Linked DNA regions of Homo sapiens: regions 2 and 3 are each linked to region 1. Evidence: chromatin loops called from intact Hi-C (ENCODE). Cell type or tissue: heart left ventricle. All regions are shown on one strand. Each heading gives the region's core, and the rest is flanking DNA. Links, peaks and the distances in the headings are about the cores only.

What was found. A loop is a pair of places that touch in the nucleus more often than their neighbours do. Peaks named below come from ENCODE experiments on the same cell type or tissue, not always from the same donor. Only the 100,000 strongest peaks of a DNase experiment are listed, where the experiment ranks them.
Region 2: it touches region 1 in a loop (3-fold over the local background); 58 of 110 quality-filtered maps call a loop at or near these places.
Region 3: a loop joins it to region 1, with 5 times the contacts of the local background. A loop is called at or near these places in 40 of 110 quality-filtered maps.

The regions. Positions count from the first base shown.
Region 1 is chr12:4,523,214-4,531,213 of GRCh38, reverse strand. It overlaps FERRY3 (FERRY endosomal RAB5 effector complex subunit 3), which reads left to right. Exons shown (of 14, transcript NM_020374.4): 4 at 1,164-1,345; 5 at 5,631-5,730; 6 at 5,839-5,960. Among named protein-coding and RNA genes, the nearest start is that of FERRY3, 11 kb to the left of the region's middle. In heart left ventricle, for the core only: a CTCF peak has its summit at 4,051 (motif pointing right); no DNase peak of the experiment used is centred there.
Region 2 is chr12:4,412,904-4,422,275 of GRCh38, reverse strand. No RefSeq gene overlaps it. Among named protein-coding and RNA genes, the nearest start is that of FGF6, 28 kb to the left of the region's middle. In heart left ventricle, for the core only: no CTCF peak of the experiment used is centred there; a DNase peak (open chromatin) is centred at 4,756; H3K27ac peaks cover 1,328 bases.
Region 3 is chr12:4,301,743-4,312,360 of GRCh38, reverse strand. It overlaps CCND2 (cyclin D2), which reads right to left. Exons shown (of 5, transcript NM_001759.4): 5 at 7,008-10,618. Among named protein-coding and RNA genes, the nearest start is that of TIGAR, 14 kb to the left of the region's middle. In heart left ventricle, for the core only: CTCF peaks have their summits at 4,165 and 4,372 (motif pointing left); a DNase peak (open chromatin) is centred at 4,310; H3K4me3 peaks cover 234 bases; H3K27ac peaks cover 3,389 bases.

The sequences.
Region 1 (8,000 bases), core at 1-8,000:
ATAGAGTAGATGAAATCGTAGTTCTAGGTTCAGCTAGTCTCCTGCCTTTTGATGTGGCAACTGATTGAAGTGAAAGAGAACAAATTAGAAAAGTTTTCCTGTTGACTGACTGAGTTCAAGATAGCTGTTTATGTGATGTGTTTGTTTGTTTTAAGGTAAATTATTACTCTTAAGTCATATTATAAATTCCAGTTTTTAATATTTTCGTGGGTAAGAAAAGGGAAGAATTTAGTTTTTTTTTTTACAGGTATCTTTTGCAAAGATCTATAATGGAAAAAACATCAAAATCTTTGTTTTATTTCCACTTAATGCCATTAAGTCATATGATCTTTGACTTCTCAGTGTATCAGTTTCCTCCGATGAGTTGAGGAGGCAGCCCTTGGGATAGGCATCTGTACCTCCCTGGATGTATTCGTGTGTGCTGAGGGCATTCCCATTTTGTTTCTCCCTGTTTCTGCTTTTCTTGTCTATCAGCGTTTACTCAGTCCCTTCATCATTTTAATAGCTACCATTTTTATATCCTTAAAAGCCTGCTGATATTTTAAAAAGAAAATGTAACACTAGAAAAGGTCAAACTAAATGCATAATTACACATTTATCTTGATATAGGTATGCATGAATTTGGCTTTCATTCGCAGGTGACCACATAGGTCACCTTATTTTCTAAATATGTAACCTACTTTAACAGTATTTTTTTAATAATGAAAAGTTTTCTCTGATTATGTAACTAATGCATGCAAGTTATTTTACCATACAGTATGTTAGAATATAAATAAAGGCTATCAGAAATCCCACTGTCCTGAAATAGCCACCATTAGCATTTTGTTGATCATCTGTGTGTGTGTGATTTCACAGAAATGAGGTCACAGCATAAGCTTTTATTGTGGACACTTCCTATCCCTTCCTCCACATTAGTACCTCCTTCTCATTTCTGCTTCCGGGTAACTTATATTAAGAACTTAGTCTGTATCTCTCCACATTTTTTTTTTCTGTGCTTAGACAATCCTGTATAATACACACACATATATTTACACACACATATATATATAAGAGGGTCTTTCTGTCATTGAAGTGCAAAAATGGAATCATACATACTTTTCTAGTAGTGTGTTAAATAAAAATACTAGATCATGATTTAAGATTGTCTGTATATTATCTTGTAGACCACGTTAGAGCATGCAAGGCCTGAAGAACCCAGCTGGGATGAAGATTTTGCAGATGTGTACCATGACTTAATTCATTCTCCTGCCTCTGAAACTCTCTTAAATTTGGAACATAATTACTTTGTTAGTATCTCAGAACTGATTGGTGAAAGAGATGTGGAGCTGAAAAAATTACGAGAGAGGTATTTCAAATTTCTTGCATTATCAGAATTAAATGTTACGTTGTCAAATAGATGGCCTGCAGAACAACTTGTTTTTATTTTTTACAAAAAGGATAAGATAGAAAAAAAAACTTCAATATTAGAAATTAATTTTCTTGTATGTTTAAATGTGTAACTACAACTGGGAGGGTCCTCATAGGTTTATATACCTTCTGAGTGGTTTAACTAAGTAAATGATACTGGTGGGCCTTATATATTCTTATCTCTAATAAGAGGAATAGATTACTTCTGTTGAAGGTTTGTTTTGTTCCAGGCACTGTGCAAACTGCTTTGGATGCCCTATCTCATTTGATCTTTACCATAACCCTACTATTATTTCCATTTTACAGATGAAGAAGTTTTTGCTTAAATAAGTAACTTGTCCAAGGGCATGCTGGAATTTGAAACCAGGAAACCTGACTTCAGAACTGTTAACCACTGTACCATTCTGTCTCCCTATTCAGAACCTCTGTATTGCCCTGCTCTAACTATGACCATGGCTCTTTCAGTTCATTTTGTACGCTCAAGTACCTTAGAAAAAAATAATAACACTAGTATTGTTCCAAGAAATTGTAATTAGATTTGAATTCCTGCTGTATGGATTACTTAACACAGTATACAAACAATGCTTTTATTATTTATCTTTTCTTCAGAGTATGTAAAAAACTTCTAGCATTATTTATTTTAAAGTAATAAGTGGCTTCCCTGACTGCTTTCTAGTAACTCTATATAAATTGTGATAGGAATTCAGGATGTGTCCTTCTAGATAATCCATTGTAATTTAGCAGAATCTAATAATATTTATTATCTTAAAAACACTTATTTAAGACATTGGGTGTATATGCCATTAAGATAATAGTTTTAGTGTTGCTTTGATTGTGAGAGTATATTAGGACTAAATCACTTTTGTTTGTGTGTGTGTGTGTGTGTGTGTGTGTGTGTGTGTGTGTGTGTAACTGATTTAATAGTCCCAAAGGAGTAAATTTAAAAAGATGTGCTGGTTTGTTCCTGGTTCTCATTAGCTTCCCATTAGAATACAGTAAGGCTAGCAAGATGAGAATAATCTTTGGAGCATTGTCATGGTTAAGAAAATTTTAAGTACAGAAAAATAATAAGGAAATGTATTTAATAATTGTTCCTGAGGGATACTCTCTTCTGTGTACTAAATTAGCATATTTATTATATTGCATAGATTTGTAAATTTTCATAACAATTGTACTCCTCTGGACCACTTATTCTCATACTTTGTAAAATATTAGAATGATCTCTTTGTCAAAAAGAACATGCTGTTTTGAGATATTTGTCACTGTTTATAGGTTTGGTTTGTTGACCAGCTGTATTGGGGCAGTTTATTCCTTTTTGATGAGATACCTGCAGTGAGTGGTTGCCACTAGGTATATAGTTGAAACATATTTCCCTGGGGAAGACAAAATTTTTTTCTAGTTCTTTATTATGTAGCCCATAAAATTGTGAATATAGTTTAAAAAGAAGAACAAAATATAGAATTAGGTTTTTAAAAATACGTAAAAGTAGAATTACCTAATACTAATTAATTACTTTCTGTTGAACTTCATTTGTTTGATTTTTCCTCCTAGGCCTTCAAATAATATAACCTTCAAGTCATCCTGAATCTGTTATTAGCCGTCAGGTTTTCTGTGACTATACTCATTCTGCCTCTTTGGGTATATTGATAAATTCCCATTTTGGCTCCCTATACTTCCATTCCTAGTACTTTCATTGAGCTGTTGAGTGACTCTAACTTGCAGCATAGTTTGCTGCCTCTACCCCCTAGAAAACTATATATCTAGCCATTAATAGTCTATAATGCTTCCTTATTCTAAATCTGAAGATTTGTGTTCTACATGATTCTTCATCTTTTGGGAAGTTCAATTAACGTGCTAATTACCTGCATTTACTGGTATTCATACTTTTTTTTTTCATGGAATAGTTTTTTAGTAGAGGTTTGTTTTGACTTATTTTATTGTTTGAAATCATATTTGGCCATATTTCTTGATGGGGTTTGGCCTTCTTTTTTCTTTCTAAACATATAAATAATACTTGAATTCATCTAGTTTTAAAAGTTTTGTAATTTATTTTTAACCTGTCCAAACCGCTAGCTTGAAAAAGAAAAATAAGCTGTATTCCTCTGGTAGGTAATATTTATTGCAAAGGTGAACAGTATGACTTAAGGTAAGTTGAAATTCACTAGTGTCTGTGGAGGTTGACCCGAAATTTTGGTGCTTAATTTATTTATCCATTTCATGAGCAGAAGTGACACATTTTCTTATTTCATTTTAATGCCATTGTACATCTTTAAAAGACAGTTTCTCGGCACAGCATCAATAATACAAGTTATAATGATTTTTTTTCTTAAAGTATCTTCAAGATAATATATAGGTTGCCAGAGTTGTCACATCTCACATACTGAGCCAGGCTATATTTAGTATTTCATCTGAGACGTAATAAAATTTTCTTCTATCTTAATCATAGAAAAAATATATTGTATCATCAACTATATGATTAGCTAGTTGCCTTTTGGACATATTTAGGATGAAATAAATGTTCATGAAATTTTATTTGTTGAATTTCTGTCTGTCTTTTTCTTCACAAGAGATGTGCTCTTTTTTTAAGCAAACCAGATTCTAGATATTTCTTTAAACTTTAAAAATGGCAATGATACCTTTTATCCACTAGAGGGAACATGTGTAATGTAAAATAGTAATATATATTTATATCTGTTTGTATTTATAAATGGTTAGCAGTTATTTCTGTTTCTAAATAAGAATCTCACTTGCAAGCATAATTTTCATTTGACCCATAATAGTTATTAAAAGTTAATGGAGTCATCTGCCTTAGAACTAAGTGGGATTTAAGTGATATTGAATATTTACTACCAGAAGGTATATATAGAAATGTATATATGTGTAACTTGCTTGAATTTAATTTATCATATATATATATCTTAATCAGTGTTATAAATAAGTATAAATTCACCCTTTTTTTTTTTTTGAGATGGAGTCTTGCTCTGTTGCCCAGGCTGAAGTACAGTGACACGATCTCAGCTCACTGCAACCTCAGTCTCCTGGGTTCAAGCAATTCTCCTACCTCAGCCTCCCAAGTAGCTGGGATTACAGGCGCCCGCTACCATGCCCAGCTAATTTTTGCATTTTTAGTAGAGATGGAGTTTCATCACGTTGGCCAGGCTGGTCTTGAACTCCTGACCTCAGGTGATCCGCCCACCTCGGCCTCCCAAAGTGCTGGGAGTACAGGCATGAGCCATCGCGCCTGGCCAAAAATTCACTCTTAAGAGCAATTTACCTGAATTAACTAGGATGATAAAATCCTCTTAGTTTATATCTGTGTTTTGTTCTTTCCCAGTTTGTTAGAAATTTGTTTTAGAACAAACTTTTTGCATACATTTGTATTAGAAGATAATCTTTAATTTCAATTTTTTAAGTGAACTTATTTATTAAAATATAACATACACACAGAAAAGGCAACAAACTGTGGGTGTACAGCTCATTAAACTTTCACAAATTAAGCACGACCATGTAACCATTGCCCAGATCAAGAAATAGAATATTTCCAGCATTACAGAGTCCTCTTTCATGCCCTTCTAGTCCTTTACCCTTTCCCTCATAAATAACCATTATCTGTACTTCTAACACCATTGGTTAATTTTTCCTGTAGGAAAAACCATTTTTAATTTTTGCACATTATTTCTTTGGATAAATGCAGAAGGTGTGACTAACATCTTCAGACTGTATTTTACGTCTCTCTGTAAATTTTATGACTTAATAGTAATTTGACTCAGGATCTAATTGTCTGCTTCTGGATATAATGTAAACTAACTTTCAGAGGTTGAAGTCACTTTAGTTCATATACAAATAGAAAATCCATTTAAGCTGAAATTGCAGAGCCTCTTCTTTGAGGAAATTTGCAGGTGAAAAGGGGTCCAGAGTTTTTAACATTAGCCATGGTAATTGAAAGGTAACTTAGATTTTGACTGCATTCGTCTGTGCAATACATTTAGATGAAAATTTAGCTGCACAAATGATGTTGATATTATATGACACTATCATCGTTATTGGCTAGTCTCCATTTCCAAGGATTCTAAAGTACTTTCCAGTTACAATTCTCATTCCTGGACACATTTCTATAAAATAAATTTTTTATTTTCACTTTATAGAGATTGTTTGATGAATCTGAAGGATCATATACCTTGAAAGTTTGATGAATATCCCTGATTTGTTTATTTGTGTTTTAGACAAGGTATTGAAATGGAAAAAGTCATGCAGGAATTGGGAAAATCACTGACAGATCAAGATGTAAATTCACTGGCTGCTCAGCATTTTGAATCCCAGCAAGTAAGTGAAATACAGTGACTTTTAGGTATGCAGTTGCATTTTCTTTTGTTTTTTTGTTTGTTTGTTTTTGTTAAAAAAATTAACCAGTTGGTATACTGTTTCTTTTAGGACCTAGAAAATAAATGGTCGAATGAATTAAAACAATCAACTGCCATCCAAAAACAAGAGTATCAAGAATGGGTAATAAAACTTCACCAAGACCTAAAAAACCCCAACAACAGCTCCCTTAGGTATTAACTATGTATTGTTCTTATTCATATAGTAGTCCATTGTTAGTAATGTTTATATTTACTACAAAGTTAAACCTTTTAGCTGTATGTCTTTTTAATTTGCTAGTGAAAGTTCAAGACAATTTTATGCTGTGCTTTTACCACCTTTTGCATTATAGGCTTTATGTGGATTATTTGGGGGGCAATGGTTATTGGTTAGTTTGAAATAGAACTTTAGTTTTATGTTCTAGATACATACACCTAAATACTTAAATACTATCTTTATTTCTTTAGTTTCCACTCCATGCAGTAAACATTGGTTGAATGCCAAACACTCTCTAAGCAGAAAAACAAACAAAAAAAACCCCTGCCTATATGGAGCTTATATTCTAGAAAGAGAGACTGATCTATAAATAAAATAATACTGCATAGAGTGGTATGTGCAGTAACAGAAGCATGTAGAAGGTACAGAAATAGCATGGAGGATTTCTCATAAATTATAACTTGTATGGCATCTCTTGGCCTAGATAAATTGTATTTCACATATTCCCTTAGAGCTTGACCATACCTATGTTATTTCCTGGCTATGTATCTGTTATGTTTGAGAATTAATATTTTTCAAATCCTAAAGTATATTCAGTTGGAAATATACTGAGTACGGTATAATAATCCTATTTCCAGCATATGCCAGTGTATGCTATAAATATTTTTAAATAGCATTTTATTTGTATAATGTCAGTCTCATGTCTTTTTTTTTTTTCGTTGTGTACCCAGTTCCTTGCCAAGTGTTTAGCTCTTGACACTAGCACATAAGACATGCTCAGTAAAAATTTATGGGATGAATGGATGGACAGATGGATAGGTTATTGTTAAAGTCTTTACCTGACATCTCTATCATCTCTTATCTAAATATTACAGTTTTTCATTTGCCTTACTGTTTTCCCCAAACTGTTCGTTGCAGCCTGCTATGAACCATTCTACATCCCTTATTTTCCAACGAGCCTTTTAAAAATAACAATAGGAAAAAAATCAGGGTGCATCATATGTGAAGCTTTCTATAAATGAATGTGTATATTGAGCCAAAATGTAAAATATATACTGTATATTGTAGTCAGAAACATTGAAAGCCACTGATTTAAGGAAGCTGTGAAAGCCCTTTGCTGTGAAAGTTATCCCTTTATGATCATGCTACTGCACTCCAGCCTGGGTAACAAGAGTGAGAAACTCTTAAAAAAAAAAAAGTTATCTCTTACTTTGCTGCTAGAGTTTCAGAAATTCAATCTTTAGAATCAATTTCTTTTTTTTTAAATTTTTTTATTATACTTTAAGTTCTAGGGTACATGTGCACAACGTGCAGGTTTGTTACATATGTATACATGCACCATGTTGGTGTGCTGCACCCATTAACTTGTCATTTACATTAGGTGTATCTCCTAATGCTATCCCTTCCCCCTCCCCCAACCCCACGACGGGTCCTGGTGTGTGATGTTCCCCGCCCTGTGTCCAAGTGTTCTCATTGTTCAATTCTCACCTATGAGTGAGAACATGCGGTGTTTGGTTTTTTGTCCTTGTGATAGTTGGCTGAGAATGATGGTTTCCAGCTTCATCCATATCCCTACAAAGGACATGAACTCATCCTTTTTTATGGCTGCGTAGTATTCCATGGTGTATATGTGCCACATTTTCTTAATCCAGTCTATCATTGATGGACATTTGGGTTGGTTCCAAGTCTTTGCTATGGTGAATAGTGCCGCAATAAACGTACATGTGCATGTGTCTTTATAGCACATGATTTATAATCCTTTGGGTATATACCCAGTAATGGGATGGCCGGGTCAAATGGTATTTCTAGTTCTAGATCCTTGAGGAATAGCCACACTGTCTTCCACAATGGTTGAACTAGTTTACAGTCCCACCAACAGTGTAAAAGTGTAGAATCAATTTCATTTGTGTAAATATTGGCCTGTAGCTGATGCTGCTTTTAAAAATCAAGTATTCCTAGGAAATAATGTTTTTATTGTGACTTTGTTACTTTGCTTTTCTTTTTGATAGATGTTTCTT
Region 2 (9,372 bases), core at 1,352-9,351, 110 kb after region 1:
TTATGATTTTCCACTCCTTTTTAACTAGGAAAAAAAAACAGGCAAAACAGCAATAACAATGAGTGAAAATATAACTTGTAATCTCCATAAACAACAATTAGGAGGAAGGTGGAGAAAGAAAAATAGAAAATTTGAGGAAGCACAGTAGAAAATAGCATTAATTATTTTTAGCCCTCTTTATGGACGTAAATGTGAGTTTTCTTCAATAACACGGAATGTGTTATGTGTTTCTTAGTTTGCTAACAAAATTATGTTTAGGGAACTAAAGTTGTAAATGTTGTATGAAGAAAACCAAATAACACTCTGCAAGAAAAAAAAACTATATTCCCTATATTATCCGAACATTTTTAAAACTCCAAAAGTTTTCAAGAGCTTCCAAAAAACTGTGTTTTTTTCTAACTTTCTTCCAATTTTCCTCCCACGCTTCCCATTGCTGTTTACCTTTTGGTTGTGCACACTTCATTATATTAGACCTTGGTTCATCTGCCCCTCAGGGCCATCGTGTGAGTTGGAAGGGTCTTTGGAGCAGAACATCCCTCTCCCAGGTGGAACAGGGAGGGTAATCCATTCTCAGACCCGTTAGTACTGCCCCCTTGTGGCTATTTCCTTAATAATAATGTCATCACTAAACTTCATCCTGAGTTGTCTAAGAAAGAGTCACTGAACACCAGTTGTAAGTTGGGACTGGGATGCTGATTTTAGAGGAGAGGGATAGGGAGAGGTTTGTTAAAGGATACAAAATCCCATCAGGTAGGAGGAATCAGTTCTAGTATCCTACATCACTGTAGGATGACTATAGTTAACAGCAACGTATTATGTAGTTTCAAATAGGTAGCAGGATGTTAAATGTTCCTAACACAAACAGATGATAGAAATTTAGATGATGAATATGCTAATTACTCTCATTTATTCACTATTATATGTATTGAAACATCACCATGTATCTCCATGAACATGTACAATTATTCTTGAATATGTACAATTATTCAATTTAAAAATAAAGTAATTTTAAAAAATAAAGAATGAATTATAGTATTTGCCTAAAAAGAGCTCACAGACCCTTGTGGAGGACAGTCTCCTGCCCAGCTAATACTGCTTTATATCAGAATGCATTGTATTGCAGAGGAAAAAGTGGCTCACCAGAGTAGGTAGGATGGGAAGGCTCATGGATGAAAGGCCACTGAGGCAGGGACAGCAAGGAGGCAGGCACATGGAGAAGAAAAGGGTTATCCCAGCCCGAGCAAAGAACCCAAGCACGGGCCCCAGCCAAGGTGTAAAGGCAAAGTAAGTTCAACCTAACGTGGGACTTAGTGCACACACTTGGGGGCAGAAAGGTGGGGGTTCAAGTCCCAGGTGTGCCACTCAAGAGCTGCATGATCTTAGGTAAGTTATTTAAGCTTCAGTTTCCCTTTTCATTAAAATGGAGACAATAGTGCCTATTTCACAGAGTCCTTGTGAAGATTAAATAGAATAATACACGCAAAGTGCTTGGCAGTGCTTGGCCTACAGTAAGTGTTCAATCAATGTTAGCTGCTAATGGCAAGTGATGCAGGCTGTTTTGGAGTATGGATGGCATTTATGGGTGCAGAGCGGAATGGAAGTTGAAGACAGAGCCTGAATGCCAAGCTAAGCAGCTTAAAATTATCTTCTACACAGCAGTGAACCACAGTAGATTTTTGCAATGACGTGGCATGAGGTGATTCGACTATTTGAAGAGGAGAATTCTATGAAGAGGATAAAGGATTGGAAGCAAGGAGGCTGCTAATTCATTTATGAAATAAATATTTATTTTAAACCTACTAGCTTTAAACAACTATGCTGGTGCCTGTGAACAACAGTGAACTAGAGAGAAAGCGGACTGTTGTCTGCTGGGAGCTTTCATCCTAACAGAGAGTAGACACATCCATGAGTTTCCCAGGCAACAGTACAGCATTACTGCATGTCATGGGAGGGCTGGCAAGGAAATATACACAGGGATGAGATAGAGAATAACCTTGGATAAATAAATCACTTAAGCTCGTTCTGCCTCTATGTCTTCATCTCTTAAGTGCAGCTTATATTCCAGCCCTGCCTACCAAGCAGAATCAGTGTGTAGATTCAAATGAGATGATACGCTGGAAAGAGTTGTGTGAAGTGTAAATCACTTACAGAAGTCTGAATGAAAATGGATTCTTGGCTTGGCGCCATGGCTCACACCTGTAATCGCAACACTTTGGAAGGCTAAGGCAGGCTGATTGCTTGAGCCCGAAAGTTCGAGACCAGGCTGGGCAATGTGGTGAACCCTCGTCTCTGCAAAAAGTGGAAAAATTAGCCGGGTGTGGCGGCACATGCCTGTAGCCCAGCTACTTGGGAGGCTGAGCCCGGGAGTTCAAGGCTGCAGTGAGCTGTGATTGCACCACTGCACTCTAGCCTGGGTGACAGAGTGAGACCTTGTCTCAAAGAAAAAGAAAGAAAATGGATTCTTATGAGAATCCCTACTGTTCATGGATTCTTAGGAGATTAAATTTAAGGGGTACAAGCACGATTTTGTTAAATGGATATATTGCTTAGTAGCAAAGTCTGGGCTTTTAATGTATCCATAATGCAAATAATGTACATTGTACTCATTAAGTAATTTCTCATCGCCCAACCACCTCTCACTGTCCCCCTTCCAAGTCTCCAATTTCTATCAGTCCACACTCTATGTCCATGTGTACACATTATTTAACTCTCACTTAAAAGTGAGAACATGTGGTATTTGACTTTCTGAGTTGTTTCACTTAAGCAACGGCCTCTAGTTCCATCCATGTTGCTGCAAAGGACATGATTTCATTCTTTTTATGGCTGTATAGTATTCCATCGTGCACATGTACCACATTTTCTTTATCCAGTCATCCACTGATGTACATTTAGGTTGATTTCATATCTTTGTGCTATTGTGAATACTGTTACGATAAACATATGAGTGCCTCTATCTTTTTAATATAATGATTTTAGAAAATGGATTCCTAGTAAGATCTTTAGGGCCTTTGCCCTAGTGTTCCCTCATAGTCGACTCATCTGGTTTTTCCTGAGCCACTCCACACAGGAAGACAGAGTTATTTTCTGCCTTTCCTGGATCCCACTTCTTAGAATCATATGGAAAGATGAAAGGAAAAAAGGAAAAGGGAAGAAAAGGGAAAGGAAAGGAAAGGAAAAGAAAGGAAATGAAATGAAAGGAACATCTCTGTAAGGACTAGGCACTTTCAGCCCTGTTGCATCGGTGGATCTCGATGGAGCACTTCGGCAGTTCGGGAGGGTGTTTGGTTATCACAGTGACTGGGGATGCTGCTAGCATCAGTGAACAGAAGCCACAGATGAGAGGCATCTGCAACACAGAGGACAGTCTCCATCATGAAGAATTGTCCTGCAATTGCTCAGCTTTCAGAATGTCATGTAGGTAGAACACCTGTTTATAAATCTGAGCCTAGAATCAAACTGCTTTACATAAAGCAGAGAATGTTTTTCTCTGTCGCTTTAAAACGCAAAGTTTCCCAACGAGGGTATAAATCTAGGGAAGTCTGTATTTTGTGTGAAACCTTTCAAGCACAGTGCACCACTTTGAAAAACCCTAGCATGATAACCCGTCAGTTATCAGTACATTTGTAGCTCTCACAATCGCAGTGATTCTCTCACTATATGCATTTACACAGACATACCTAATCCTATCTCAAATGTCAAAAACGGCACATAATTTTTAGTGGAACACTTTCTTGCCATTCTTAAATCCAAATGTATTCATTACAACTAACTATGAGCATCTGAATCCTCCATTGTCTTAATGTGGCTGTGCCTGAGCATTTAGATCTTGAAATACAATCTTTTAAGTTACCTGCTCCCTTTTTTCTCTACAGTTAAGGCATTATATTAATTTTTTAAGTGATATGTGTAGGTACTATTATATTGACCATCAGTTTCACTTTAAATAGTAAAGATAGTGTTATAAAATATTTGTTATTAAAAGTGCAGTTTGGGGTGACGGGGAGAGAAGGACTGCAGTAGTTTGTTTAACTGGAGAAGGTCGAGCAAAAGCTCTCAGAAGCCCCTGGTGACGTGTGCCCACGGCAGATTGAGAACTCTCATTGAAATTGTTTACCCCACGCCTCTCTGGCCTTGCTGCTTCCTTGTAAGGTCTGTCTGAGAAGCAACTAACTCTGTCTGGTCTGAATTTAGCAGAGCCTGGGCCCCTAAAGCAAAGATCAGGGAAGATGTCCTAACAGCTGCTGATAAAAATTCATATTCTATCCAAAAGCCCATATTAATCCATGATCCTCCTAGGCAGTGACTGGGGGCAGGGAAAGCCCCTAAATTACAAAGAATAAACAGTATTCTCCGGATGGTTTCTCCTGGGGACAGCGCACAGGGCTGTCGCAGCCAGTGACCTGAGCCCAGTTTCTGGGGTTAAATTTAAGTCCCCCAGGGACCCCTTCCCCCCATCTGGATCCCTCCAGTGATCTGTTCCTCACCCCTGGAGTCCTGGTTAGCAAGAGGATGCTGTATTTATAGAGCATCTTTCTGAGAAGAGCTCTAAGCTCTTTTCGGAGATTAGCTCATTACACGGGTTGGAGCGGGAGGAGGAGCAGCAGGAGGGCTGTGTGTTCCTCTCCCTTTAAGGCAGAGGAATGAGCCCCACATGGAGGCTGGGAGACTTGGGTTCCCTGAGCCTCTGTCTGCAGTGTGACCTCCACCGAGCCACATAAACCTCTCCCGCTCCTGGCTGGCGCTGAATGCCTGGCCCCTGCACCCTGGATGCTGAGCAACAGGAGAAGCCTGAGCTTCATGTGTATTTCTGTGTTTCTCATGTCCAGGGCAACCCGGGGGCGAGCTGGCTGCTGCTCTCTAGAGAGCTCTTTTAAGGACAGGGCAGGACCTCGAACTGAAATCTTTCTGTGTATAATTGTGATGAAATATGCATAGCATAAAATTTGCACTTTTAATCTTGTTTAACTCTGCGGTGTCGTGGTGTTGCCTATATTCACAATGTGGTGTAACCGTCACCACCATCCCTCTCCAGAACTTTTTCATTTTCCCCAACTGAAATTCTGCCCCATTAAATACTAACTCGCCATTGCCCCTCACCCCCAACCCCCGAAAACCACCATTCCGCTACCTGTCTCTATGAATGTGCGTATTCCAGGTGCTTCACATGGATGGAATGATGCGACATCTGTCCTTTCGTGTCTGGCTCATTGCATTTAGCACCATGTCATCAAGGTTGCCTGCTGTGGCAGCACACTGAATTCTTAGGTCCCTCTCTCCTTCCCTCCAACTGACAGGTGAAGCCAGCTGGGCTTCCTGGGTCCAGTGGGGACTTGGAGAACTTTTCTGGAGCTAGCTAGAGGCTTGTAAAACGCACCAATCAGACCAGGCACGGTGGCTCACACCTGTAATCCCAGCACTTTGGGAGGCTGAGGCAGGCGGATCACGAGGTCAGGAGATCGAGACCATCCTGGCTAACACGGTGAAACCCCGTCTCTACTAAAAATACAAAAAAGTAGCCAGGTGTGCTGGCAGGCACCTGTGGTCCCAGCTACTCCGGAGGCTGAGGCAGTAGAATCACTTTAACCCAGAAGGCAGAGGTTGCAGTGAGCTCAGATTGTGCCACTGCACTCCAGCCTGAGTGACTAAGACTCTGTCTCAAAACAAACAAACAAACAAAAAAAAAAAATGCACCAATCAGCGCTCTGTAGCTAGCTACGGGTTTGTAAAATGGACCAATCAGCAGGACATGGGCAGGGACAAATAAGGAAATAAAAGCTAGCCACCCCCAGCCAGCAGCAGTAACCCGCTCAGGTTCCCCTTCCACACTGTGGAAGCTTTGCTCTTTCCCTCTTCACAATAAATCTTGATGCTGCTCACTCTTTGGGTCTGTGCCATTTTTAAGAGCTGTAACACTCACCGCAAAGGTCCGAGGCTCCATTCTTGAAGTCAGCGAGACCACGAACCCACCAGAAGGAACCAACTCGGGACACACAACCAGACCCCAGACCTGAGACATGCCATGGTTTCTCGTGCACACACACACTGGGGAGAGAAATGTGGACTTAGCTTGGCCGCGTACTTTGAATTCCATGAAGTCTGCTCTCAGGATCCTTTACTGTGGATCTTCTCATACTCCTTGCGTAGGGCTGCAGATCTAGCAAATAGAAACACAATACCTGAATTATGGAATTTCAGATAAACAATGAAAAATGTTTTAGTACAAGTATGCTTTCATGGAATATTTGGTACTTATTTATATTTTTAAAAATTCATTCTTTTTCTGAAATTCAAGTTTCCCTGGGTGTCCTGTGTTTCACCTGATAGACCTCTCCCCGACGCCCCTCTGCACCCTTCAGAAACTTCTTCCTTCCTGCTCTTCCTTCCCCATATCTGTTCTTTATCCTTACAAATTTAAGCATATCAATGTAAGTGAAAAGAATAGGAAATAGATAGAGAAGATGTGGTTTGAATCTCAGCTCCATGCCCAGCTGGTAGAAAGTCAGTTGGTCTCTCCAAGTTTCATTTACTTATATGGAATGAAGATGATAGTACCAACTGCACAGTGTGGATTTAAGGGTCAAATGATGTATGTGAATATTCCTGACGTGCATTAGTAATTTCTTTGCTCTAGCCATGGAGTGACAGATTCTGCTTACCCTCACTTCACCTGCATTTGTAGGAGTTATCTGCTTAAGTGATTGGAGAGAGAACAAGGACAAAGGGCAAACACAGACATTTTGAGAGCCCCAGAAATCATACTTGCTCTGAGCAGCTCATGCTCCTTCTGTGCTCGTCGTCCATGGCTGCAGGGAGACAGCTCCCTTCCCCCGTGTGCCCTCATTCTCCCACCCTTACAGTAGCTGTGAATAATTGGAAAGGAAGCTGCTGGGGAAAGCCCTGTGCAGCTGATGACATGCTAGCAAATGGTTGCCTGTCACCGGCTAGCCCACAAGATAAGCATCAGGCCAAACACGCGCACAATTCCTGTCACATTTAGTAGCGTGCTGTGGTTGATCGTAAACATTTCCCTTTCAGCCAACAGTTCTAGGAATCAACGGAATATTGAATCCTTGAGCTGGAAAGAACCGACAGGGGCCAACAAGCCTGCATCTCCCCTGGAGGCTGAGCATATCCCAAATACCTGCTCAGTTCTTAGCAGTTCTCAGGACGCTGCTCACAGCTGCCTTGGTGCACCTGTTCTGGAAGTCTCGCCAGTGAGGGAGTTCACCCACAGCCAGGCTCTTTTCCCTTTCCGTTCAGCCCACCCCAGTTCATTTTCTGACTCTGTGCCACTGTGTGCTCAGCACTGTTAGCTGCCGTGGGAGGACACCAAGGAGTATAGTGCCCAGTCCCTGCACCCAAGGCAAGGCCGGAGAGCTGGGGTGGTGTTCTGACTCTCATCTCTTAACCCTGTGACTTTGCACGGGTTAATTAACCTCTCAAGTCCTTGTTTACTCGCCTATAAAAATTACAGGTGGCTCACACCAGTAATCCCAGCACTTTGGGAGGCCGAGGCAGGTGGATTGTTTTGAGCCCAGGAGTTTGAGATCAGCCTGGGCAACACGGTGCAACCCATCTCTACAAAAAATACAAAAAATTAGCTGGGCGTGGTGGTGTGCACCTGTAGTCCCTGCTACTTGGGAGACCGAGGTGGGAGGATCACTTGTGCCCAGGAGTTTGAGGCTGCAGTGAGCTGTGATCACGTCACTGCATTCCAGCCTGGGTGACAGAGAGAGACCCTGTCCCCAAAAAAACCAAAACAAACAAATAAAAAATTGTCTTGGTCAGCTCAGGCTGCTGTAACAAATATCATACACTGGGTGGCTTTAACAATGGAAATTTGTTTCTTACAGTTGTGGAGGCTGGAAATCTGAGATCAGGATGCCAGCATGGTTAGGTTCTTGGTGAGGGTCCTCTTCCCAGTTATGTTCTCACAAGTAATCTCGTGTCTCTTCCTCTTTTTATAAAGGAATTAATCCCATCATGGGAGTTCTACCCTCAGGATTTCATCTAACCCCAGTTACCTCCCAAAGGCCCCACCCCAAACACCATTACACTGGGGATTAGGATTTCAATATATGAATTTGGGTGGGGAGGGGCCACAAATATTCAGTCCAGAGTAATAATAGAATACAGCCTGTTTCCTAGAGTGGTTGGGAGGATTAAATGAGGTAATACAGGCTGGGCATGGTGGCTCACGGCTGTAATCTCAGCACTTTGGGAGACGGAGGCTGGTGGATCATTTGAGGTCAGGAGTTTGAGACCAGCCCGGCCAATATAGTGAAACCCCGTCTCTACTTAAAACACAAAAATTAGGCATGGTGGTGTGTGCCTGTAGTCCCAGCTACTCGGGAGGCTGAGGCAGGAGAATCACTTGAACCTGGGAGGTGGAGGTTGCAGTGAGCTGAGATCGCACTGCTGCACTCCAGCCTGGGCAACAAAGCGAGACTCTGTCAAAAAAAAAAGAAAAAAAAAAGAAAGAAAAGAAAAGAAAAAAAAGAAAGAAAAAGAAAAAAAGGAGGTAATACAAACTATTTTAAAAAACTGAAACAAACAAACAAAAAACCAAAAAACCACAATGCCTGGCACACAGTAAGAACTTCATCAACTTTAGCTGCTACTATTTTGACACTACAGAGACAGAAGTGCCCGCGTGGGAAGAGAAGGTGGATCCACGCTATCTTCATTGTTAGCCATTAACAATATCAGAGGAGGAGAAAAGCGATCCCAGCATGGAAGCGTAGCTTTCTCTGTTCGGTAGAATCTCTCTGACAGGAGCTCGAGAGAGCTCCCAGAGCAATCTAAAAGAATTCACCTGGGACAACATCTTCTAGAAAAAGCAGCCATTCAGTAAAGATTTTGGGTGCGTAGATGATTTGATGGGCTAGAGAATTATTCCTGAAAGTTCCTTGCTTGCATTATTAACCAAATTATCAAGCCTTTCTTAAACCGGTTATACTTTTCTGGCCATACCATTTTCCAGGTCACAAGAAGCATATTCATGGGTACAACCCCACATGGAAAAGGATTAATGTAGCTAGACGGCCCAAGTTGAAATCAAGGCCCTCCGAACTTTTTAAAAAGTTCATCCTTGCCCATCATCAGTTATAAAATAAGTACATTCCTACAAGTATCCCTTCAGAGGTCCATTACAAACCGGAAAGAATGATTGCAATGCAGGTGCCGTTCGTTATTCAGCTGTCCATTAGCTCTAAAATTTGGAAGCTTTTGCTGTATGAGACCACAGAGATCACCTGGGTGGTGGTTGTCAACCTGGCTGCATTTAAGAATCACCTGTGGGGCTTTTAAAAAATACTGATGCCTGGTTTCCACTTGAGTCATTTGTGGCTTCTGAATCCAGAATCATTTTTC
Region 3 (10,618 bases), core at 998-8,997, 220 kb after region 1:
TATGCAGACTTAATAAAAGAGAAAGTCTTGGGCTTTTACTGGCAGGGATTTTCTTGCACCACCCACTGTCATAATTGATTACATGCTGTACCCTGATGGAAGAACAGAATTTCTAGGCCAACAGAAAATCACAAATACATGGTAAACCATCTGCTTTGTCCAGCGACTGAGAAATAATAATGTGACCAATGACCCAAGTGCGAAGGGACTCCCAGTCCCCATCAGCTTGATGTCTGAAGGTGGAGGGAGACTTGTTTTGGCAGCTGCTCTGCCAACATCTGACATCTGTCACCAATAGCTCCCCATTATTGCTGGTTCCAAAAAAATTATATCTGCCAGTCAAACAGCTTTCCTACTGATGGACAGTCGAAAGATGCCTTCTCAGCCTGCCGTGCTTCTGGGGAACTCCCCTTTATTTGAATACATGCATCCTCTAATCCCTTTTCATGCCTTGCCTGTTAGCCTGTTACTTAGTGGGGAAGAGAACGCTCCCCAAGCCCAAGTTCATTGCTGTCTGGAAGAAGGGCGGCAGCACCAAGGGGATATTATGAGAGTTGTAAATGCTTTTGTTTCACTGCTGTGCTCTTGATAGTAGTCTCATCAGGATCCACAGAAAACCCATATCCACCTCCACCCCTGACTTTTTGGGAAAATAACATTGCATCTACAATGCCTTCAAAAGCAATGAACACGGTCCTTGGTGTGTTTGCATATGTTCAGACTAGCTGATTCTTGTTAAAGCTTTCTATGTATTAGGCACTTTACATAGACTACCTCATTTAATCCTTCTAATAATCCAGAGAGATTTTATAAAAGAATAGCAGAGACTCAGAGCTTGTAAAGCTAAGTGGCAGCCCTGGGATTCAAAGTCAGATCATCTTATTACCTAAGCCTTTTTCCACCACAGCATCCTGACTCTGTCACAATGATTGTATGTAATACAGAAATGTATGATACAGTCCATAATATTCCAGGCAAGTAGCAAGCACTGGGGGGGACATTGGCTAGAAAGGCCAATCCTCTTGTTCTTGCCAGAGCCCTGACAGAATGCTAAGGAAAAGAGAAGACCGCTAGGCCCTAAAATCCTAGGTGTCCTGGCCCTAATACCTAGGCAGTGCCATATGGAAGCAAATCTTCCATAGTCCCTTCATGATGAGCTTACAGTGACATATGAAAAACATAAGTGAGTGACTGCTTTTAAAACCTGTGGTGCTTCAAGATTTTCTGAGGGTATTCACCAAGATGTCCAGAGGCTCACAGAGCTGAGCAATGAATGGAAGCCTGCAGAGGCCAGCAGTTGTCCTTCATTGTTCATTTGTACATTGCTGGGTGACCCTCAGTGTGGCATTCACCCTTGCAGGGCCTCAGGCCATTGCATCCATGGTAAAATAATATTTTTGGAAATATTAATCAGCATTTTTTCCTACAGTATTTTTCCTCTACGTTTTTGGGCCCTTCCTCCTGTGTCCCTTTTTTCGGGGCAAGGAAGGTGGCCACGAAAAACCAAGAAAAAGAATATCTCTTCCTATAGGATAACAAAAGGAATCTTTAAATAGCAAAGGCTTGGGAGGCTGATGATACAAGCAAGGCTTCCCTGCCTCTGGACTGAGATTCTCTGGGCTTGGTGGGGGAAGGAGGGAGCGTTGGGGGAGAAATAATAATAACACAGATATTCGTGGGTCCCTGAAGAATAGGGACAAACTAGATATGTGATTTTGTTTGTTTGTTTGTTTGTTTGTTTTTGTTTTTTTTTTTTAGATGGAATCTTGCTGTGTCACCCGGGCTGGAGGGCAGTGGCGCAATCTCGGCTGAATGCAACCTCCGCCTCCTGGGTTCGGGTGATTCTCCTGCTTCAGCCTCCCGAGTAGCTGGGACTACAGGCACATGCCACCACGCCCAGCTAATTTTTTGTATTTTTAGTAGAGATGGGGTTTCACCATGTTAGCCAGGATGGTCTTGTTCTCCTGACCTCATGATCCGCCCACCTCGGCCTCCCAGAGTGCTGGGATTACAGGTGTGAGCCACCGCGCCTGGCTGTGATTCTTGTTTTAATTGACATAGGTTTGGGGATTTGGGAGGAAAGCAGAACCCATGGCTCCTTCCCAGGAGTTTATGAGCAACGCATTTATAACCTGAATGGAATGAGCATGAAGAACAGCCAAGGGGCAAGGCAAAGACGCTGGAAAGAAAAGGCTACTTCCTTGGTGTACATTCACTGACAAACTCCTCCTTAGATGACAAGGCCCTTTACTTTCTTCATTGACTTTGTCTTCATTAAAAAACTATCCCCTGATGATTTCACTAAGTGATGTCATCATCCAACCCCCCCCACCCCCTGCAACCTTCCTGCCCACACTGGGCTAAAAGTCTCACTCTTTCAGCTCAATGCTCAGTAAGCAAAATATGGATCAATAAAGTAGCCCAGTGTAGCAGAAGATGCATGATATTTGAATTCAGACACATCTGGGATCCAGTCCTAGCCTAACTCTTTGTGATAAGCCAAGTGAGCCGTGTGACCCTCCATTCACTTAGCTACAAAACAAGGTACCAAATTCACCAGAGTTATAAAAGGATTATAGGAGAGGCTTGTGGAAAGCTCTTTCAAAACTACAAAACCCCATTTCACAGATGAAAAAACTAAGTCACTGAGTTTACTGTGAGTTGCTGGGTGGCTAAGTAATGAGCCCAAGGTTACAAAGCGAGTGGGTGGCCGGGGGGGCATTCCAGAGCAGAGCATAGAGCACTTGTATTCTGGGCCAACCACCAAGTAGCAGTTGTCTTTTTATCTGTCTCTGTCTTTAGCCTTTGAGATCAAGGAGAGCAGAGATCTCATCCCTGGAAAAGCAAGTACTGAGACACATTTGTTGAATGAGGGGTCCCATACGGAGCACCAGGCACGTACCCAGCCCTCATTTGTTGAATAAACGAGCAGTGCCCAGGAGCCCTGTGTGGGAAGGGGATGATGAAGAGTAGCGATTTTCAGTGAATGGGTTGACCGAAACATAGCCACAGAGATTTGCACTTTTTCAACAAATATAGAAATCTCACAGGTTTGTCTTCTCATGGAATCTCCATGGTGCCAGGAGCACTAAAAATGACTCTCCAGACAAACAAAAGCAGGAAAAGCTGTCTGGACACAGTGGCTCACACCTGTAACCCAGCACTTTGGGAGGCTGAGGTGGGAAGGATCTTTTGAGGCCCAAAGTTTGAGAGCAGCCAGGGCAACATAGTGAGACACTGTTTCTATAACACATTTTTTAAAACAATCTAGATGTAGTGGTGCATGCCTGTTGTCCCAGCTACTTGGGAGGCTGAGGTGGGAGGATCACTTGAGCCTGGGAAGTTGAGGCTGCAGTGAGTTGTGATCACGCCACTGCCCTCTAGCCTCAGAGACAAAGGAAGACCCTATCTCCAGAAACAAAAGAAAAGAAAACCAAAAAACAAAAAGCAGATCTTTACCACCCCACCTTATTTGGGCCTACCTGCAGACCTGGGCGTGGGGCTGAATGTTGGGATCTCAAAGGAATTTCAAAAATCTGGCCCAGCCCCGGGGTAATCTGATAACTAAAAACTCATAAAGACATAAAGAGATCTTAATGCTTACTGAGGCAGTACGGTCTTTCTTCGTCTGAGAAGGAGAGGTTATGGTCCACAAACTGAAAGAAGTATTCCAGGTCTGTTTGTGGTGGAGAGGGTTGGAGGAGGATGACTCCACTTGGGACTTACTGGGCCCTCCTTCCTGGCCAGGGAGGTAAAACAGACACAGGTTAGGCTGCAGAGCTGTAAGCCCTAAGCCGACTGGCAGGCGCCGTAAAAGAGAGCAGCGGGTTCAGTCGGTTGTGGGGTGGGCAGAGGGTAGAGAAAGGGGCCAGTCACACTCAGCTGCAGCCCTCGCGGCCTCGCGGGCCTGTGGTTGCCAGGACTTAAATCTCCCAAGAGTCGTTACAATCCTGACTTTTATGTGAAAGCTCTCATCTTGTATTGGCAAGTAAATCCAAGACAGTTTCAATCACTGTGGGAGTCAAGCTAATTATGTCTGCAGGCTGGATTTGGTCTGTAAGCTGCCAGTGTGCCATCTCTGGATTAGTCACTGAAGAGTCAGGGAAGGTGATGAACCAGCACCAGCCACCCCAGATGGAGTCACGATGTGGCGGTAGTGAGAGAAGCAGGTGAGGGAACTGCGCCAGGTGTGGACGGGAAAGGCCTGACGTTCCTTCCCCAGGCTGCCCTGGGGAGATGGCGGAGGCGGGGGTGCTGCTCCAGTGCTGTCTGCTGGAGGGAGGTGTTCCCTTCCGTGCAGGGCAGAGGCAACCTACACCCGGCTGGCTCTGGGTTTCCTTGTGAGTGATCCTGTCCGTGGCATTAGTACCACCTAGTGGACTTCGCAGGAAGAACTGCATGTTGAAACCATGCGGACAGTCATTTACCAGAGCGGCGGCGGTGAGCGCAGCAGAAGGGCCAGGGTCCTCCGAGCGAATCAGCATGAAAGAAACCATAATAATGAGTAAACTCAAAGCTTGAAGCATAAACTCAAAGCTTCAGGGGGACAATGAGACAGAGGCAGGGGCGCTGGTCTTGCTTTCTCAGGCCGCCCAGTTCTGTTTGACTGAGCCTGTGGTCCGAGCGGATGGAATCCGCCCCTCCAGCACGGGGAGGCCCCCAGAGCCCAAAGACAAGGAAAGCCACCAGTCATATTGAAGCGTCCAGCCTTCTTTCTTTAAGCCTCATGAGAAATTAGGTGGGTGGTAATCCCAAATCAATGTTTGTGGCTGTGCTTATCCTGTTTCACAAGCCTAACATCTGTGTTTATATTGTTTAAAATCTATTAAATTGTGTGGAATATTTTCCCTTCATTTAAAAAAAAATTACTTCCCATCCCTTTTATTTTTGGAAAAGGTCACACTCTGTTTCCGTTTCCAAACTATGCTGACCCACATGATCTTCCTAACAAAAGTGTTTTCCTAAAACTCACTTGCTTGAGGAAACCTGTTCCTCTGCAAGGGCCCCCTCCCACACCTTAGCATCGATTTCCCCCCAGACTCATTTGCATTTGCTGTTGTTTCTCTCTGCTATTTCATAGGCCTGTGTGTCCTGTTTTTTTCTGTGCTTTTCCTTAAAGGCTCAGTACAGGCCCCACATAACACATCGGCTGTGAGTACTAGGCTTACCTTGATACTCTGAATCTCCCTACTCTGTCCACAGCATTTTTGCTGTTGCTGTAATTGCCAGGAGAGCAGGGAAGTAATCTGGTGTAATATTCAGCTTTTGAGTACTTGCTTCGTGTCAGTATTTTGACAGTATTACTGCTAAGCCAACTGGGAAGGTGAATTTTGGGGATACCTCTGCATACTAAATAAAAGCTCCAAATCTTAGAAAGTCATTAGAGATACAAAAGCACTCCCTTGAACACGCACAAAAGATCGGGGATTTCCAGGTCTTCATTGCATTTTTAATGGCCACTTTCAGGAAAGGCACTTCCAAGTTTGAGATTTTCCAGTTATAAGATGATCTGGGTCTGAAAGAGCGTAGATGGGACAGTCAGATTTCTCACTGCTCGGCTGTGTGCTTCATCTGCTCTTCCCGCCCTTAAAACATCCATTGTTCAGAATGGGGGAAGCCCAGCAGTGTTGCTGGGTGGCATTTGAGAGAGGGAGTGGAGTTGTCATGCTATAAACAGATATAGCATTGATCCTACAGAGCAAAAAGATAGGGAAAGGGAGGGAGAGGAACCCAGTTGGACATTATGTCATGCCAAAGAGAATTCCAAGGATGGTTAAGAATGGCAACCAGAGGCCCTTGAAACTCCCAGGAGGCCAGCAGACTTCACTAGGCAGAAACCCAAGAAAAAAGTTACCCCCATTTGTCGCTAAGAATGGCGGATGTCAAGGGGAATGGGAACAAAGGGGAATTTCTAGGGTCCTTGTAAGCTTAAAAGTCCTATTAAGTGAAGTTACTTGAGATCAGCCTGGAATATCTTAATCTGGACTTCCCCAACGGCCAGTTTTAAATCTTGTTTACAACTCAGGTCAGAATTAAAATGGAAAACAGCCTTCGATGACTTCCAGACAAGGAACTTTGGAAAAAATTAATTTTACAGTAACATCAAAATGTCTGTTATAGCTTGTGCAACAAAGCTATACAAAAAATCTGTACAAAAAATAAAAAAATTAACTGGGCGTGGTGGTGGGCGCCTGTAATCCCAGCTACTTGGGAGGCTGAGGCAGGAGGATTGCTTGAGCCCAGGAGTGTGAGGCTGCAGCAAGCTGGGATTGTGCCACTGCACTCCAACCTGGGGGACACAGCAAGACCCTGTTTCTAAACAAAACACACAAAAAAGTGTTCATTAGGCCCTTGTCTTCTGCACACCCATCACTCTCGGGAAAGAAGCTGGTCTGAGCTAAGGTCCAAGAGCAGCTGGGCCTAGGGCCTGGCAATTCATTTCAGCAGTACGGAGACTGTCACATCCCATTCCCAGGCTCTGCTTCTCCAGACTCCAGCAAAGGTAGTTGTGGCCTGTGTCTCAGAAGAGGGGTGCAGGAAGGATCAGAAATCAGGTGGGAGCCACGAAGAACAGCAGGCAGGAGCCAGGAAAGCTGCAGGGGCAGGGTTCCCAGAGACTCCCTAGACTCTGGAGATGGCACCGCAGGCTTCTGGTACCTCTCATGCCAGGAGATGCTTCCTCACAGCCCAGAATGAGTAGCTGGCAACAATCAGGGACGATCCTCTGAGGACCAGTCATAGTGTCTGTGATGTACCCACCTTCTGAAGGTGGACTGAGGCTTCTAGCTTATAAGCTGGCTGCATAGGCACCCCTCGTCCCCTAGCAATGTCAACAATGACTTGTACCGCCATAACACAGAGGCACATGTAGATTCCATTCCAGGTTAGAATGTGTCTTTTATGCCACTGCCAAATGTTGCAGCGGCATGAAACAGTTCTGACATGAGACAAGTGTATTCCATTCTGAGGACTGCTGGTTTATAAATAAGTCAAAAACGGCCAGATAATTTAGGTCAAGGTGAGTTTATTGTCCAAATAGCATAACCTAATTGCATTCAAAACCATTTTCAAATCCATCTTTAAACTAGTCAGAAAACAGGTTATTATTTTTTTAAATCACTTAACACTGAACAGATAAGACCTCTTAAAAGGCAGCTGACTATATCATGTCACCATCATAGCCAATACAACATTTTTGCCATACTTCCTAAAAACCTTTTCGCATACACTGATCATGCTACTTATCAGCACTTTCTAACATCCTGACCAAACAGACACCCACACCTCTTATAGAGTACACTGTGAGAGAATAACATGGACTTGATATGGCATCACACTTGTTTTAAAGCAAAAAAAAAAAGAAAAAGAAAAGAAAAAAAAAAGTCCAAGACAAGAAACTACATAACTGAGAGAGAGGAGAGAGAGAGAGATCTGAGGTACATGATATAAGGGTGATGAACATAATGGAAAAAATCCAATGGCCCGATGATTTGCTGGGGATGTAAGAGTTGGCCAGCAGTTAAGAACTAAACCAATTAAAAATAAAAATAGAAACTTTGTTTTTCAAGGACAGGCACCTGTCAAAAGACATTGGATACTGTAATGGCTACAGTCAGTAAGGCACTTTATTTCCCCAAAGTAGGCTGCAGGCGAAGGGATGCAGGCTGCAGCTACAGCATGCACGTACACATTTGCTGATGGCTTCTCAAAACCTGAGCCGAGAATAGGGTCTGATAGCCCAGCCAAGTTTAAAAGCAGACACACACGAATGTAGTATCGTTGTGCCTGAAATGACCATTCTGGGTTGTTTAGAATCCAGAATCATCAAAAGCCATGTGGTATGAGGAAGTAATAAATATCCTCTTGAATCTTCTTACCCTATTTTGCACAAATGGATGGCTGCATGAACAGCTCTTGTAAATTGCTCTGAGTCCACACCAATAGAAACCTGCACTCATTCTATAGCTACAGAGGGTTTGTTGGCTTAAGGGGACTTTATCATCTCAGCATTAATTTCCCTTTTAAAGCTATTCTCAAGGTTGGACTGTCTCAGAGATAAACAAAGAGGAATCCTTTTGGCTTAGAAGCCAACTGGCTTACTCAGACTTCCTCCCCTTCCTACCTCCAATTCCCACACTACCAATATTATCTTCTTGAACTAGAAAATCAATTATTTACATGACATAAGGTGCAAGTCTATTTCTTCTCCCAGCCCTGTCCCCTGTGGCCCATGGAGAGAAAATTCCCCTGCCCTCTTGGAGAGAGTCATCTGATCCTGCCTTATGTTCTTAACCTTTCAGTCCCAGAGCTCCCAGGGCACAGTCTGGAGAGGCCCTAGAGGTGCTAGACTGCAGGGAAGCGCAGCTCCGTCTGAAGAGTTGCCAATCCTGCTAGCAATGGGATGCAGCGTGATGCTGTCAGGGTTGTCTTCTCCTCTGGCTTTGTCACTTAAGCCATGTGTGCCCCTGACCTGGCTGATAAGAGGCAGAACAGAGCCTCCAGTACAGAGCACATAGACCAAGGATGACCCAGTAGTAAGGCATGCTGTGCTCTCCAGTGGGGTCCTGAGGCAGTTCAAAATAAGGCCTCCTGGAAGAACAGCCCCTTCTTCAAGGAGCTCGCCTCTCAGCACGCATGGGGTGTTCTGCGGAGGGAACTGCCCTTGGCTTTCTCCTGCAGGCTTCTTGGCTGTTATGGACCCGCATGGAGTTTAATTATGCTTAGCATATATTTTTGGCATACTAGGATTTCTTCCCCCTAGGATTTGGCCAAAAGAGGGGAAGGATCAAAATTTGGCAGGCTGGGGGAACAACTCGGCCCCCACTGATGGAGAAAAAAACAAACAGATGGAAGTAAAGACGAGATAGAAACACAACAAGGTAGAAAAAGACCAGGATAATTTGGAACCCCTTTAGTGGGAGGTAAGAAAAAGAAGAGAAAGAACAACAACAACAAAAAGAGCAAGTTCAAATCCAAGGGGGAGAGCTCCTCTGGAACAAAACTCCTACCAAAGAGACTAAGAGCTAAGGAGAGGGCAAAATCCAGGATTCCTTCTTGTGTTTAAGCAGGAGCAGGCAGAAAAGCCTAACAACCCCCGACTTTCCCATCGGCAGCCCCACACCCATCATCACACAAGGCCCCAAGGATGGGAAAGAGAAAAGCTAGAAGGACCCAGGGGCCTCGGGACTACAGGAAGAGTGGAAAGTTACAGACTGTAAATAGAGTCGGGTAGGCTTGTGCCCTTCCTTATTTGTCCGGTTCTTTCATTTGCTGCTTCTGTTTAAGCTCAAGGGTCAGTCACCATGAAATGAATTTGCACCTCGGTTTCTCTTTAGGCTCCAAGATTCCCAAGAACTCCAGGGTTCCCGCTTTCCCCATTCCGTGGGACTCCTTGGGGCCCAGGAGAGTGTGCTGAGCAAAGCTGGCTCTTGAGAAAACTCTGGCTAGCTTACTTGCTGGCTGCTCCACTTCCCTCTCCAAAACTTCAGAATTCACCACCCATTGTCCCACCAGAAATCCCCTAGAATTTTAGGGTCATGCTAACTCACAAAGTCCTGAACCCTTCTAAACACACTTCCCAAGAGACTGACTCATCTGGAATTTCACCTCTGTAGAGAAGCAGCCTCTTCACCTCCCTTCAACTATCATCCCATACTTATCTGACCTATTTTTCTTATCCTGCCAATTCAGTGTGATTGAAAACCCGACCGTTTAGTACCGCTCAGCAGAGGGCCTGGGCTTGCATAGTGCTTGCCTGCGCAGTTTGAGACAGAGGAGGGAGAAGGAAGCACCATAAACGCTGCTTGCTGCAGGTTCATCTACTCGCAGATTCAGACCTAGGAAACCTGCAGAGATGATCCTAAACACAAGGTGTCCATGCCAGGGGAGGGGAAAGACGGAGGGGAAAAACTTCAAGATGAAAGGGCCCTTTGCAGATGAAGCCCCGCTTTTGAAAAAGCTCCAAGATGAGGATCTCCAAACAGCCTGGTGGAATTCTTTTTAGTCTGTTTCCTGACACCTGGTACCTAAGTGCAAATTACGACATCTGAGCCTACCGCATAAATGTTTGTACTGAACGTCTGCCTTGAAGGGGAGGGAGGATCCCTTGGTTCAATGTATTTTTTCCATCATGATGAGGATACCAGGGTCTAACTGGGAGCCCGATGGCCTCCATGACCAAAAAGGTCCCTGGGAGTGAGACCGCCCTGCCTTCCACCTGAGAGGGAGTCAGCCCTGCTCACACTGCTTCTGTATTCCTCATGCGAATGGGCTCCCAAGCAGAAACTGTACGGTTGTGAGGTATTATGAAAACAAAAGCGTGAATCATTGCCTTTTGTAGTTATTGATTTTGTCCAGTAAACCTGAGGTAAAGAATACTCCGTCTTTGAAGAATGTGATCAGAGGAAAAAAAAAAAACCAAAAAACCAAAAAAGAAAAAAAAAAACAACCATGAATATGCTACCAGAAGAAAACAAACTACGGAAGGGCTTTTCCAGTACGAAGAACTCATATCTCAACCATCTACTTCAGGACTTGGAATTTAAGCAGTAAAATAATATATTATAAAAATGTTTATAAAATAGCAGCACACTCTGTGAAACATTACAGCTAGGTACTG